Linked DNA regions of Homo sapiens: region 1 is linked to region 2. A link is a contact called in ENCODE Hi-C data. All regions are on one chromosome and are shown on one strand. The core of a region is the stretch at or near the end of the contact, and the rest is flanking DNA. Distances in the headings are between cores, read along the strand shown. Region 1 holds the start of COX17 (cytochrome c oxidase copper chaperone COX17). Region 2 holds the start of HSPBAP1 (HSPB1 associated protein 1).

The links. Hi-C counts contacts between places; a loop is a spot of excess contacts on that map. Pooled maps may share reads with other maps.
Region 1: a map of CD8-positive, alpha-beta T cell shows a loop between it and region 2 (6-fold over the local background). The contact joins the promoter of COX17 here to the promoter of HSPBAP1 in region 2. A Hi-C loop is called at or near these places in 1 of 168 maps with a recorded cell type or tissue (CD8-positive, alpha-beta T cell) and 7 of 50 pooled maps.

What each region holds. Positions count from the first base shown.
Region 1 is chr3:119,675,122-119,682,533 of GRCh38, reverse strand. It overlaps COX17 (cytochrome c oxidase copper chaperone COX17), which reads left to right and starts at 5,128. Exons shown (of 3, transcript NM_005694.2): 1 at 5,128-5,330; 2 at 7,301-7,389. The coding sequence starts at 5,224. The coding sequence ends at 7,385. RefSeq lists an enhancer at 4,690-4,949.
Region 2 is chr3:122,792,217-122,799,089 of GRCh38, reverse strand. It overlaps HSPBAP1 (HSPB1 associated protein 1), which reads left to right and starts at 5,259. Exons shown (of 8, transcript NM_024610.6): 1 at 5,259-5,473. The coding sequence starts at 5,410. It overlaps SLC49A4 (solute carrier family 49 member 4), which reads right to left and starts at 4,021. Exons shown (of 9, transcript NM_032839.3): 1 at 3,555-4,021. The coding sequence starts at 3,897. RefSeq lists a silencer at 3,695-4,184.

The sequences.
Region 1 (7,412 bases), core at 3,879-6,378, 3.1 Mb after region 2:
ATGGGGTTTCACCATGTTGGCCAGGATAGTCTCGATCTCTTGACCTCGTGATCTGCTCACCTTGGCCTCCCAAAGTGCTGGGATTACAGGTGTGAGCCACCGTGCCCGGCCTTCTGCATGTCTTTCAAGGGGTGGCACTGTTTGCCTTTGTTCCTTTGTGTAGGAAACAACCTTGGAAGACAAAGGTAGTGTCTACTTTGGGAGCAAAAGTCAGACATTTTTACTGCCCACAACTAAAGATTTGAGTTTCCTAAGCTCACTGTTCCTTTCCTGTAATTCAACCCAGTGCATATGTGGATATCATCTGGCTTTCTTCACATCACCCTGTGGGACTTGGAACTCAGGGAACTGGCATAAAAATGCTGATATTCTGCTGCTGCTATTGCTATAAGTAATAAATTGTCCTTCATCTGTGACCTAGCTGCTTGGAGGCTTCTACCAATAATATGGTTTGGCTGTGTCCCCACTGAAAATCTCATCTTGAATTGTAATCCCTATGTGTCAAGGGTGGAACCAGGTGGAGGTAACTGGATCATGGGGGCAGTTTCTCCCATGCTGTTCTTGTGATAGTGAGTGAGTCTCACATGATCTGATGGTTTTATAAGTGGCATTTCCCCTGTTGGCACTCACTCCGTCCTACCATCTTGTAAAGAAGGTCCCTGCTTCTCATTTGCCTTCCACCATGATTGTAAGTCTCCTGGAGCCTCCCTAGCAATGCAGAACTGTGAGTCAATTAAACCTCTTTCCTTTATATTACCCAGTCTTGGGTATTTCTTTATAGCAGCATGAGAACAGACTAATACAACCAACATTCATAAAACTGTGGCAGGCAATTTGAATAAAATTGCAGCTATAAAGAACGATGTACAGTACATATTTACCTGTGGAAATTGGAAAGCATTTTTTCCTTTGCAGGGGCAGATATAAGGACAAAAATTACCTTACTTACTTTTGTAAGTTAGTTTATACAAAGTAGACATAGTACATTAGGCCAATGAGAATTTAAGTCTTGTAATTCTTATCTCTCAACATATGGTGTCACTCCTTCTCCACCAACAACTACTCACCCTTACTTGGTAAAGCTGGCACACCTGGGATTAGTTAGGCCTGAAAAATGGCTAAAAATACCTTTATCATAGAAGGATTTTAGAAAGTACTTTCTCAGTTGTTGCTTCTGGCATTACCAGGGCTGTCATGCATCCACAAAATTGCTGTTTGGTGCCACTGGTAGCTAATGTCCCCATTCAATAACATACAATAAACATATTCACTGTGCTATGAAAAAATCCACTACAGTCACCACTTCAAGTCTTAATGCCTGCTAATTTAGCAATTATAGTAATAGCAAAGCATTCCAAAGGTTTAAAAGAGCTCCAATTCTGGTTAAAATCAAAATTGATGAGCAAGAGCTTGATATAAAAGGTATGAATCAAACTAATTTCAGAGTTGCCTTTGTAAGACAGATGGGTGAATTTTATCTTTTATTATTTGGTATTCATCAGCCACCTACTGTCAATTTAAACTCTAATTACAGCTCTCTAAAATTATTTTTCTTGGGGGAAGTGGGCTATTAAGATTTTTGTTGGGGTAGAATGGGAAAGGATAAATTTCTTATGTTATATACTCCTACCTTTCCTTTAATACCGAAACAGGCCATCCCACGAGTATAAAAGCATTTAGACTGGGTAGGAGAAGAAAAAATGATAGAGAAAGAAGAAAAGCATAGTGATAACATAAAAATCAAAAGTTGACCTTACAGCTTACTTTATATAAATTATTATTATTATTATTTTGAGACAAAGTCTCACTCTGTTGCCTAGGCTGGAGTGCAGTGACGTGATCTCGGCTCACTGCAACCTCCGCCTCCCTGGTTCAAGGGATTCTCCTGCCTCAGCCTCCTGAGTAGTTGGGATTACCGGCGCCTGCCACCACGACTGGCTAATTTTTGTATTTTTAGTAGAAACGGGGTTTCACCATGTTGGTCAGGCTGGTCTCAAACTCCTGACCTCAAGTGATCTGCCCACCTCAGCCTCCCAAAGTGCTTGGGATTACAGGCGTGAGCCAGCACGCTCCACCTTACTTCATATAAATTAAAAGGTAGAAGGAAAAGTAACCCACATATGTGGGTTAGCTGTACCATTCTGAAGCAAGAGGATAGTTTAGTAGCTAGATATAAATGACTAAATATTTCACTTTGGAAAGGCCACTGGTTGTTTTTTTCAAAGTCAGGAGAATATTTCATCCTGAAGAAGCAGTTGTTGAAAGAGTGTTAAGGGTTACAGCACTCAGTAAGGAAACCAAAGGTTGTAAATGTCTGGAACACAGCAGGTTAAAGAAGTGTGGTGCAGAAAGGGCTGCTACTCAACTTCTTTGCCTGAGGCCTGCCTATATTAGCTAACCTGAGGAAGTCACAGGCAGTGTTATCACAACCAGTAATCTTTCTTCCCTGAAGCAAGGAGGGACAGTGGGCCAAAAAATCTTCTCAATTGCAGAAAAGCTGTTTGAGTCTTTGGGTCTGTTATCTGTCCCTACTGTTTATCTCAATTCTCTTAGCTCTCTAAACTCTGTTAGATATTTATCTTCCTTTTCTTCCTTGTTCATTTCCTATACATAAAAATGCAATAGCACAAGTGAATACAGATCAATGATTAGTTTTAAAATAAAAAAATTTTGCTTTGCATTAATTAATTAATTTTTTTTGAGACAGTCTCACTACATCACCCAAGTTGGAGTGCAGTGGCACAATCTCGGCTCACTGAAATTGCCACCCACTGGGTTCAGGTGATTCTCATGCCTCATCCCCCCAAGTAGCTGGAATTACAGGTTACCACTCCTGGCTAATTTTTGTATTTTTAGTAGAAATGGGTTTTCACCATGTTGGTTGGGCTGGTCTCAAACTTCTGACCTCAGATGATCTGCCTGCCTTAGCCTCCCAAAGTGTGGGATTACAGGTGTGAGCCACTACACCAGGCCTTGCCTTGCATTTAGATAAATTAAGTAGGATAGTAGACAGAGTACAGGGAGAAGATGATGAGACTCAGGATTGCCACTTTCAAGTTACGCAGCCTTGAACAAATGTACACCTCTGAACTTCAATTTTTCCCCAACTATAAATGTAGATAATAATTTTGACTGCCATGAAGATTAAATGATGGTTCACAACCTCGACAGCCCTACATATATGGAAGATATTGCGACTGAAGGTGACATTGTTTCAACTGAATACATATTCTAAGTGAACACATTAGTTTTTTAACTTTTAAAATTTTTAAAAATATGTAGATTTCAAATATTTTCTCCCAATTCTATCATTTATTTGTTAACTTTGTCTATAGTATTGTATGTAAAACCCCAAGCCTTTATTTTGCTGTAATGAATTTCTTCAATTTTTTTGACATGCAATTTGTACTTTTGAAATGTAACATAAGTTATTCCCCCATCCCTCAGTATTAAAATATTCTCCTCCACAATTTGCTATTAATTTCATATTTCAATCTTTCCAATCTAGGTCTTTAATGCATCTAGAGCTCTTCCTTTTAATGTAGTGTTTAATTTTCTCCAGATGGTTAGCCTATTTTCTTTTCCCCAATAATTTGTTGAACCACATTTTATTGTATATTAAGGTTACAAGTGATGTTGATATTGCTCATCCAGGAAGCACTGTTTGATTAGCAAGATTCTAAACAATGTGAGTTAGCACCTAGTTGAAAGAATTGATAATAATGGATGAGGGTGAATTTAGAACATGAGGGTAATATGTTGTATTATTAAAAATATCAATCCAGAAGGAAATAAAAATCATCCTTATTGAAAGTTTTCAGATGACAAAATGGGGATGGTCTTAGTAACCTGAAAAATACACATATAGAAATTACTCTTATACAGCACCAGTTCACAGACACGCCTGTAAATTCCCTGAGTTAAATATCTATAATATAGAAACAAACTTTGATTAGGTGATGCTGAAAGTTTAAGTACCTAAAAATACCTATCACCCTGCAGCTATTGAACAGTGCCTCCAAGTCCTGCTTTAAAAAATGATTTTATTGGCCAGGCGCGGTGGCTCATGCCTATAACCTAGCACTTTTGGAGGCTGATGTGGGCGGATCACCTGAGGTCAGAGTTCGAGACCAGCCTGGCCAGCATGGCGAAACCCCGTCTCTACTAAAAAATGCAAAAATTACTCGGGCGTGGTGGTGCACACCTGTAATCCCAGCTACTCAGGAGGCTGAGGCAGGAGAATTGCTTGAACCCAGGAGGTGGAGGTTGCAGTCAGCCAAGATCGTGCCACTTCACTCCAGCCTGGGCGACAGAGCAAGACCCTATCTCCAAAAAATAAAATAAAATAAAATAAAAAAGAGTTTATTGCCTGTTTCCAACAATACTCTGCAGGAAAAAAATCCAATGATTATATCCATTTCATTGCGAATAAGACGGGCACCAGTTTATCTATGTACCTGAGGAAATGCTATGGAAATGGTATTTTTCAATTTTATTCATCAGTATATTAACGAATATATGACTGAATAATTCATACTGAATTCAGATCAGTTGGAGGGGGGCTATAAATGCAAATTAGCTGAGGATTTAATGTGCGTAGGAGGTGTATAGGGGGTTATAGGACCTTTTAAATTCCCCCAATAGTTGTGGACTCGGTGGTTCTATGTCTTGCTATTCATTTTTAAATAGGTCAATGAAAGAGAGGAAAGGCCTGCAGTGTGTGGGGATCAGGAAGAAGGCGGATAAAAGAAAAGGGGGAAACTAGTCTGTTATTCAAGGGAACTGGCTTTCACTTATGGTTTCTCCTGTTTGGCTTGAACAAATCATTTCACCATCTTGGGCTTCCGTTTCGATATTGGGTGGGGAGGAGCGGGTGTTACGAGATCTCTCAGTTGTCTTGCTGCTTTCTTTCTTCGTGAGCCCTCCCCAAGTTGATTTAACAAATACTCTATGACCTAGAGTCCTAGAGTGTAAATACCACAGTCCAGGTGAGCGTTCAGCGGGCCTCCTTGCGCATGCGCTGAAGGGGGCACCCTCTCGTTAAGGCCCGAATTTTGCCTCTTCTGCGCACGCGCTCCTTTTAAATTCCCCACCTGTCAGAGAGAAGCAGGACTTCCTGTACTTTTTAGAGCGACTGCCGGAAGTGACTGCGGACGAATCGGCGTTTGCCGAGGCTGGCATAGATTTGGCTGTCTCCGCTCATAGCTGCTTTTGGCGCGAAAGATGCCGGGTCTGGTTGACTCAAACCCTGCCCCGCCTGAGTCTCAGGAGAAGAAGCCGCTGAAGCCCTGCTGCGCTTGCCCGGAGACCAAGAAGGCGCGCGATGCGTGGTCAGTGCGCAGCCGGAGAGGGCGCGGCCGACGAGCCCCGGGCCGCGGCCTGTGCCTTCCGGTGCCTCTGCCCTACGGCCTCTGCCCTCTGCCTTCTGCCCTCTGCCCTCTGCCTTCTGCCCTCTGCCCTCTTCCTTCCCCCCTTCCCCCACTCCTCCTCCCTGTCTGCCCCCCCCCCCCGCCCCGCCCCGCCCCGCCCCATTGCGGCGCTCTGGAGATAATTATTGGGCCTTGTAGGTTTCGTGGTCGGGTCTCTGTTGACTTATCCCGTAGCTTAGTACCGGGAAACGATGGAGAGAGAGGAGAACGGCAAGCTTCAACCACTCATTCCTTCCTACAAATGTGTGTTGAGTATCTGTTATGGGTTAAGCACTGCGTTAGGTCCGAAGATGTAGACATGGATAAAGATGCATCTTGATATAAAGGAGCTTAAAGTTAATGGAGACATAAACCAGTGACTTGTATACGACGTGGTAAGGGCTATGATAGATTTGTTAAGACCAAACAGGAAAGGTTTTCTGGTAATTTCTAAGGCTTTCTCCCAAAATTTAGAGACAGTAGGACACAGAGTGTATTCCTTACAGTTCTGAAGAGTTACGCTTCAACCCTTTTAAGACAACCAAAAGTTGAAAATCAATCAGTCTACGACGCAGGGGACAAAGTATTAAGAATAGTTCATCTAGATTGTCAATCCACAAAAGATTTGTTCTCATTTTATATAGCCTCTCTTGTGGAGCAAATCTCATTAGAGGACGTCCTCAGATAACGTGAATGTGCATCTCTTCCTCTGGCCCCTTTTGTCTTCCCAGATAGTAGATATAAGAAAGAAATCATTAGTGGTATAATGGGATAATAAGAGTGTAGGAGCTCAGTGCTTTTATTAATCCTCAGTACTTTGTAAATAATACGGGTAGGATTGAAAGACTAGTCTGAACAAATTGTTCCAGTGGTAACAGTAAGTGCTGTTGAACCTTGAATGGTATGACAGCATGATTAAGAGTCTGGGATCCACAGTCAAGGTTTGAATCTTAATCCACTAACTTGGTGACCTTGAGCCTCATGTGTCTGTAAAATGACTCTAATAAAAGAAACTCCCTCCAGTATTATTGTAAAGGTTAATGATACAAGCCATGTCAAGTGGCTAACACAGTATACATGGCAATAAATGATCAATGAATGCTAGCTATTATCTTCACAATGATCTCACTATCCCAGGCAATCTCCCATTTGCAGGCAGCTCTTGAGCTATTGAAGGATGGGTAGAGTTTCCATGGAAGGAGAACCTATTCCCTTTGTTAAATTCCCTTTGCCTCGATTGCCTCAGACCACGTGGGTTCTCCCCAAATATCCATAGTCAGGAGTCAGTTTTTCCTTGTAATTGAATTGGGCTTAACTTGATTATTTGCAAAATCACATTTTCAGGCCTTAGAAATAAAGCTGTGTAGTCCTAGTCTTTACTTTGTGAATTTTACAAGTAAAATATTCTTTGATCATCATGAGGGGGTGTTTATCTCGGTCTCCTGGCTACCAGATGTTTTTGATGTAATTAGAAGTAGATTTATTTGGTTGTGTTTGAATGTAGGGCAAAATCAGAAAGTTAATTTCTCTGTGATAATAAGCAAAAAATTGAGCTGTTCTCTGTGCCCTTCATTTAGCATAAATATTTTACTCAGTTTATTTCTTTATAGAGCAGTGTTACTCCTTGGATATTGACTAGAGGCAATATTTAATATGCGTGATTATTTCTTATCAGATTTCCCCCCCAAAATCACTTATCTGTGGAATGTCTTCATAGGCATGGGCATATCATAAGATCAAATAAAAACAAAGCTGTTTGAGGTAATAGCGTTTGTTTTAATTCCAGCTACATTCCATTATACCCGTGTTTTGTCTCACTCCCCATCACTATCATGCATACTTAATAATGTGCTTAATGCATATTTAGATAACAAGTACATTTTGTTTTATAGTATCATCGAGAAAGGAGAAGAACACTGTGGACATCTAATTGAGGCCCACAAGGAATGCATGAGAGCCCTAGGATTTAAAATATGAAATGGTAAGCTTCTTGCTTCAAAGTTG
Region 2 (6,873 bases), core at 4,010-6,509:
TTAGTTAGCTTCGAGGGCACACTTGGTCTTGGCTCTACTACCTCTCTGGCTAGTCCTTTTCTGTCTCCTTGCTGGTAAATGAAAAAGGGTGGGAAGGTACAAACCCATTTTAGGAAGATAAACAGTCTCCTAGGCTAATCAGGCTGGGGCGTGAGGCAGCACAAAGGCCAAACAACCACCTACCCCCCAGGGTGCAAGATATTTTGGTGCCTTGCTTGAGCCTAGGAGTTGAAAACCAGCCTGGACAACATGGTGAGACCCTGTCTCTGCAAAAAATACAAAAAACTAGCCAGGCTTGGTGGTGCGTGCCTGTAGTCTCAGCTACTCAGAGGCTGAGAATCACCTGAGCCCAGGGAGGTTGAGGTTGCAGTGAGCCAAGATCACACAACTGTACTCCAGCCTGAGTGACCAAGTGAGACTCTGTCTCAAAAAAAAAAAAAAAAAAAAAAAAAAAAGATATTTTAGTACCCAAGGATGCCAGAAGCAAGAAAGAACCTGCTTTCTACGTGCGTAGATGGAACACCTGTAGCAGGAAAGCCAACATATAAAAGTGTATTTGCTTTCTTCTACTAAAAATGAAAACTACTTCCTAATAAAGAGAATTTTTAAATGTATTTTTTATTGCTTCAACCAAAGGAAAATATAAAATTGAATTCACCATATAGTCACAAGAACTACTGAAGAACTAAAGTACCTTATTTTATAAAGTGAATGGGTAGTTTCTAATTTATCCTGCCATGGATAGTAGGTACAATTATAATAAGAAGGGTGCAAATTAACATTTTTCTACCATAAAAAACAAGGTTGGCTAAATTTGGGGAATAATATTGAAAAATGCTCCTGATAAAAATAAAAAGAAACTATAACACAGCATTTTCCCCTGAATTTAGCCAACCTTGTTAAGGGAATGACCAAGGAATTATCACAGATTGGAGGAAACTAAAGAGAAATTACAACTAAATGTAACAGAGGACCCTAGACCGAATCCTGGAACAGAAGAAAAATACATCAGTGGAAACAAATACAATCTTTTTTCTTTTTAAAAAAATATTATTGTAACATTGATTATAGGTAAAGTACTACTTTGGGTTTGTTTGTTTGTTTGTTTTGAGACAGGGTCTCATTCTGTCACTGAGGCTGGAGTGCAGTGGAGCAATCATAGCTCACTGCAGCCTCTACTTCCTGGGCTCAACTGATCCTCCAGCCTCAGCCTCCCCAGTAACTAAGACTACAGGCGCATGCCAACATGTCTGGCTAATTTTTGTATTTTTTGTAGATTTGGAGTTTCACCATGTTGCCCAGGCTGGTCTCTAACTCCTGGGCTCAAGTGACCCACCCGCCTCAGCCTCCCAAAGTGCTGAGATTACAAACATGAGCCACTGAGCCCAGCAGAAACCCAGAGAAAATCAATATTTAGTTTAAAAGCAAACAACAATAACCCAAAGAAAATCTCCCTTTGGTAGGAGAAGCCCTTCTTCGGCATCTAGCACACATCCTCTGCAAAAGTATTTGCTCTAGCTGGAAGTTCTACAGCAGTCAAGACACACCCATTCAGGGCTGGGTATCTTTGTTAGAAGGTTCTTCCTTGTATTGCTTTGAGTTACATTTCTTTGTAACTTGACTCAGTCTAGTTCTTCCTCCTAGAACAACACATAAGTCGAATTCCTCTTTGACTTGATCTTCACATAGTCTATATCTTGCCTCAAGTTTCTTTTTGAAGTGTGATACACACAAGTTCCCTTCATTTTACACATCATGATTTTTATACCCTTTATCATTCTTGTCGCAGAACCTTTAAAGTTCTGCAGTTTGTCAAATGGCCTTCTCAGAATCAAGCTCAGAACTAAACACTAATGTAGAGCCTATCAAACTATTTTGCTTCTTGTTTTGGACACTATGTTTCTATGCCTAAACTGTCCTTTCTTTTTTAGCAGCTACATTATATTGTTGATCATTAAGGAATTCACAATCAACTATTCCTTAGTCTTTTTCACATGGATTCCAATGAAGGAATTCCAGTGAAGGAGGAGAGAAGGAAGTATAACTACTAACATCACCCTGCTATTCTATTCTCTTAATAACCAACTAATTTTGAGTGCTAACTACATGCCAGACAATTGCAATTCTATACCTACCTACACTTGACTTTTGCTGAGGTCTGAATGTGTTCCCCTCAAATTCATATTTTGTTTATGTATTAATTTTTCTGAGACGAGTCTTGCCCTGTTGACCAGGGCAGAGTGCAGTGGTGCCATCACAGCTCACTCCAGCTTCGACCTCCTGAGCTCAAGCAATCCTCCCACCCCAGCCTCCCAACGTGCTGGGATTACTTGAGCCACTGCGCCAGGCCTCAAATTCACATTTTGAAATCTTAACCCTCAAAATGATGGAATAAGAAGGTGCAGCCTTTGGAAGGTGATTAGGTTATGAGGGTGGAACCCATGTGAATAGGATTACTGCCCGTATAAAACAGACCTCAGAGGGATTCCCTAACCCCTTCTTCCATCTTATGTTATAGTGAAGAGACCACTGTGTAGGAAGCAGGCCCTCACCCGACACCGATTCTGCCTGAGCCTTCATCTTGGACTTCCCAGCCTCCAGAACTGTGAGAAATAAATTTCTGTGTTTATGAACTACCCAGTTTATGGTATTTTGTTATAGCAGCTCCAGTGGACTAAGACAACCTTCCAAATCTGACTAAAGAACTCATTGCAACAAAACTTATAAAAGGTTGAACAGAAACTGTACAAAGTAGCTCCCAGGCATTATTCAATTAATAAATATAAAATCTTGCACAACAGCCTCTTGAGGGTAGACTGTCACTACTAATCATTTATCCATACTTATGTGGTAAGTATGCCTTGATTCTCAGCCCTATGGCTTTTTCTTCTCAGAGAATCACACTGGCAAGTGGTAAAGTGAGATGTCCAGGGTACCATTCTAAGCAAGCATCTTCACTCATCTGCAAGCTTTAATTGAAAGTCACAAATCTCAACTGAGAAAGCCATCTAGTCACATACACACATTTTAAAGCTGCCGAGCACCACCTTCCAGAAACCAAAGTGTCAGATCTGAGTTTCCCAATAGCTCTTCCTGGGCTGGAGTCATCTATTACACAAAACGAACTCATTATTTCCTTACATATGGGCACCGTCAATCTATTTTCCGACCTTTCATCCTCAACATCCCCATATCCCTTTGAAGTCAAAGCATCAGTCATTTTTGTCAGGTGTAAAACACATACACCGCACGTGCACGGGGATGCTCTGATGTTCACAATGTGTAAAAACTTGAACGTTTAGAGATCGCTTAAATCCCTGGTGTTGCATAAAGGGCCTTGATAAAAAACATAAATATTTGCAAGGTTGCCTTTCCATATTTGTCGCTTTGGGGACGGAGGGTTCCTAAGTCAGAAATGGAATGCTAGCAACACTCTATCACCTCACACAACCCCTATGCCGGGGCCAAGGGAGGCGGCTGGCAGGCCTGGAGCGCGGGCAGGCGCCTGCTCCCGGAGGAGAGACAGCGCGGGCTGGCGCTCCGCGACCCCTCACCTCTCTTGTCCAGGAGCCACATGAACGCGAAGCAGGGCAGGAAGCCGATGGGCCCCCACAGCACGAGCAGCGCGATGTCCCAGCTGGAGAAGCCGTAGGCCTGGCGCGCCGAGTTCTGGATGGGACCCCAGGTGTTCCAGACCAGGCCCTGAACGAACGCCAGCAGCGAGAAGAGCAGCAGCACCAGCCAGCGGCGCCCGTATACCCGCCCGGGACCCGGGACCGCCGCGGGCAGCGCCGCCGCCGCCGCCTCCCGGCTTCTCCAGGAGGCCCCCAGCCCAGGCCCGAGCCCGGGCCCCAGCAGCGGCTGCCTCTCCTCTTCGCTGCTCCAGCGAGAGCCCATGGCGACGCGTCGCCCGCGAAGCCACTGCCGGGCGCAGTCCGGGTCACCGCCGACTAGCCCAGCGCAGAATAGTCCTGAGCAGCAGGAGGCGGAGGCTGCTGTGGTCGCCCTCGGCCTCCGGACCGCGCCTGGTGCGCCTGCGCGGCCCGAGCCGGGCCGGCGGGGAGGCGGGGAGGCGGGGCAGGCGGCAAGGAGGCTGGGGTCCGCCCTCCCCTCCGCGGGTGGCGAGGAAACACCGGCGAGAGGAAAGGAGCCAGGTCCCAGACGGAGGGCAGGTAGCGCTGAAAAGGCAGGGACCAGCGCGGCTGAGTCGGGGAGAGGGAAACTCCCAGAGAGGCTGTATTCGAGGAGGTTGGGCAAGGAACCCTGGGGTGTTTGGAGGAAGTGTCCAAGTTAAATCTTGTGCCTAATAAACAACTCAGTGACCTGTTAAGTGACGTCAGTTAACCTGATGCTTGCTTCTATTTTGGGCTTATTCTCATTTTTGTTGAGTTAGTAACTTCAGAAATTATAGGCGAAGGATAAAGTTTAAGCGTAGTTGGTCCCAGGGGATTATCTCATAAAAATCATTTCTTACGTGCAATAAGTACTACCTATTTTTGTTACTTTTTTGTCTTACATATCCAAAGAGGAGATTCCAAACTAGCCAATTTCATTCATATATATGTAAACTTTACCCATTTCGCCTGCCAATAGGCGAGCAATAAAGGTATGTCCAGTAAAGTTGGAAGATTTTTGCCCCAAAGATCCATCTCCAGTGATTATGATTTGACCACAGGGTAAACGAGAAGAAAGGTGGTTGTTGATCTCTTCACACAGCTGTTTGTTTATTTTGGTATACAAATTCAGAAGCCTGACAGCTGTGGATTAGTGTCCTTGAAAACCTAAAGTCAAGCAATTTGGCTTGTCTGGATCGGGAAATGAGTCACAGGGAACGCAATCACAGGATTCTTTGCCCGAGGTTCGTATTTCCCGGCAGCCACTAAAATCAGAAGGAGTCAGGTTACCACCAGAAGGGCAAGAGAGGTGTAAGAGAAGCGTGAGCTAGCCTCGCATTCCAGGCTGCCAAGAGCGGCTCGCGAAAGCTCACGGCAGAGACCCATCCCACCGCCGGAGCCCCACTAAGCGGCAAACCTTCCCCTAAAACTCCAATCCTTTAGGGTGGAGAAAAGCCGAGGTGGAAAGGAAGGATCTGACTAGAAAAGGAGAAACAGAAACGAAGCTAAGACTACAATAAAGAACGCTAAGGTCCGGGTTAGGTAAAAAGCGCCACAACTCAGACCACGTGTTTGTATTTCCACACCCGGGGTATCAAAACAAAGCTGCGTGGTCCCGCCCAGCATCCGTCACGTGACCTCCACGTGAGAGCCGGCGTTTCCGTAGGAGCCGGGCGGGAGTCGCCGGGGCTCCTTCCTGTGGTGCAGCTTCGGGTCTCGGAGTTTGGCCCCTACTCTGACCCCACCCCAGCTCCGCTCCGCCTTGGGTTCCGGCAGAACCCGCCTTGCGGTAGCCATGGCAGCAGGCTCCGAGGCGACCACTCCTGTGATCGTTGCGGCTGGGGCTGGAGGGGAGGAAGGTAGGTGCCAGGCTGAGGTCCGACCCTGAGTACAAACCCAATGCCAGTTGACTCTCGTGGCACCCCTCGTGGGGCCGTTTGCCTTAGCCCCAACCCAGGTCTCTCTGGCCTTGCATTAGACTATGAAGAAAAATCTATATTTTCTAGTGAGCGTGGCATTTCTCGAATTGTGGCATCCAGATTTTTGATCGTCGTAGGGTAGCCTACGAGTGCTGTTTCACGCATGGGGTGTTATTTTTGTTTTGTTTTGTTTTATATTTGCCCATCATTAGCTAAATAGAGGTGTTTTGAACGTTTAGAGGGGATTAAAATTAAATTTGTGAAATTGAAGGCAACCTTTGAGATTAATGGAAGTTATCTGAGACTTTTGTGAACAGGGATTATGCGCTTTTATTCTATTTCAGTGAACCCTGGTTTAGCAAGTGGGGATGAGGTTTGGAGGCCCATGAGCCTGAGATCCCTGTTATTATTTATTGAATGATTGCACCGTGCAGGGCTGTGTTCTGAATACTGTCGCAGGATCCAGAGACTTTTGAATATTTATAACAATACCTTTTCCAAAGGAGCCTAGAAAGGAAAAAGAATGACTTACTATGTGGTCACCTGAACTATTCTACCAGTAGTACACTCTGTGAGGGTTGTTAGGAGGAGGGATCTCAGTGGGGAGAACATAAATGCTTCAAGGAGCGAATAGTTTGAGGTCGGCCTTTCTTTTTCTTTTCTCTCTTTTTTTTTTTTTCTTTTTTTGAGACGGAGTCTCGCTCTGTCACCAGGCTGGAGTGCAGTGGCGCGATTTTGGCTCACTGCAACCTCCACCTCCCAGGTTCAAGCAATTCTTCTGCCTCAGCGTCCCAAGCAGCTGGGACTACAAGCGTGCCACCACGCCCAGCTAATTTTTGTATTTTTAGTAGAGACGGGGTTTCACCATGTTGGCCAGGATGGTCTCGCTCTCTTGACCTTGTGATCCGCTGAGGTGGGCCTTTCTGATTGGATGAGATGGTGACAAACTCAGGGAGTGGTGCTGGGGTTCAGGAAGTCAGGGAGCAGAAAAGGATGGATGTATTTAGGGGTCAAACAGTTTGCTGAAGGGGGAGATGCCCATTCCAAGCAGAAGAAACAAATTATAGCCTCCTACTATCTGACCACTTTCTACCAGGGAGACAATTCTTGACCTTCATCTATACCTCCATTGCATTGATCTTTCCATTTTCTATCCACTGCACCCCCTTATCCAGAATGTATGTCGTTCCTTTGAAAAATTCTCTTGTCCCTTCCTGCACTTTTTTCTGACAAAACTCTTACTCTGGATGAAGTCAACCTTTTGCCCTCTTTGTACCTGCACCCGTGGGCCTGAACTTTGCTGGAAAAAGTCCTGCACAAACTGATGACCGTATAAAGTG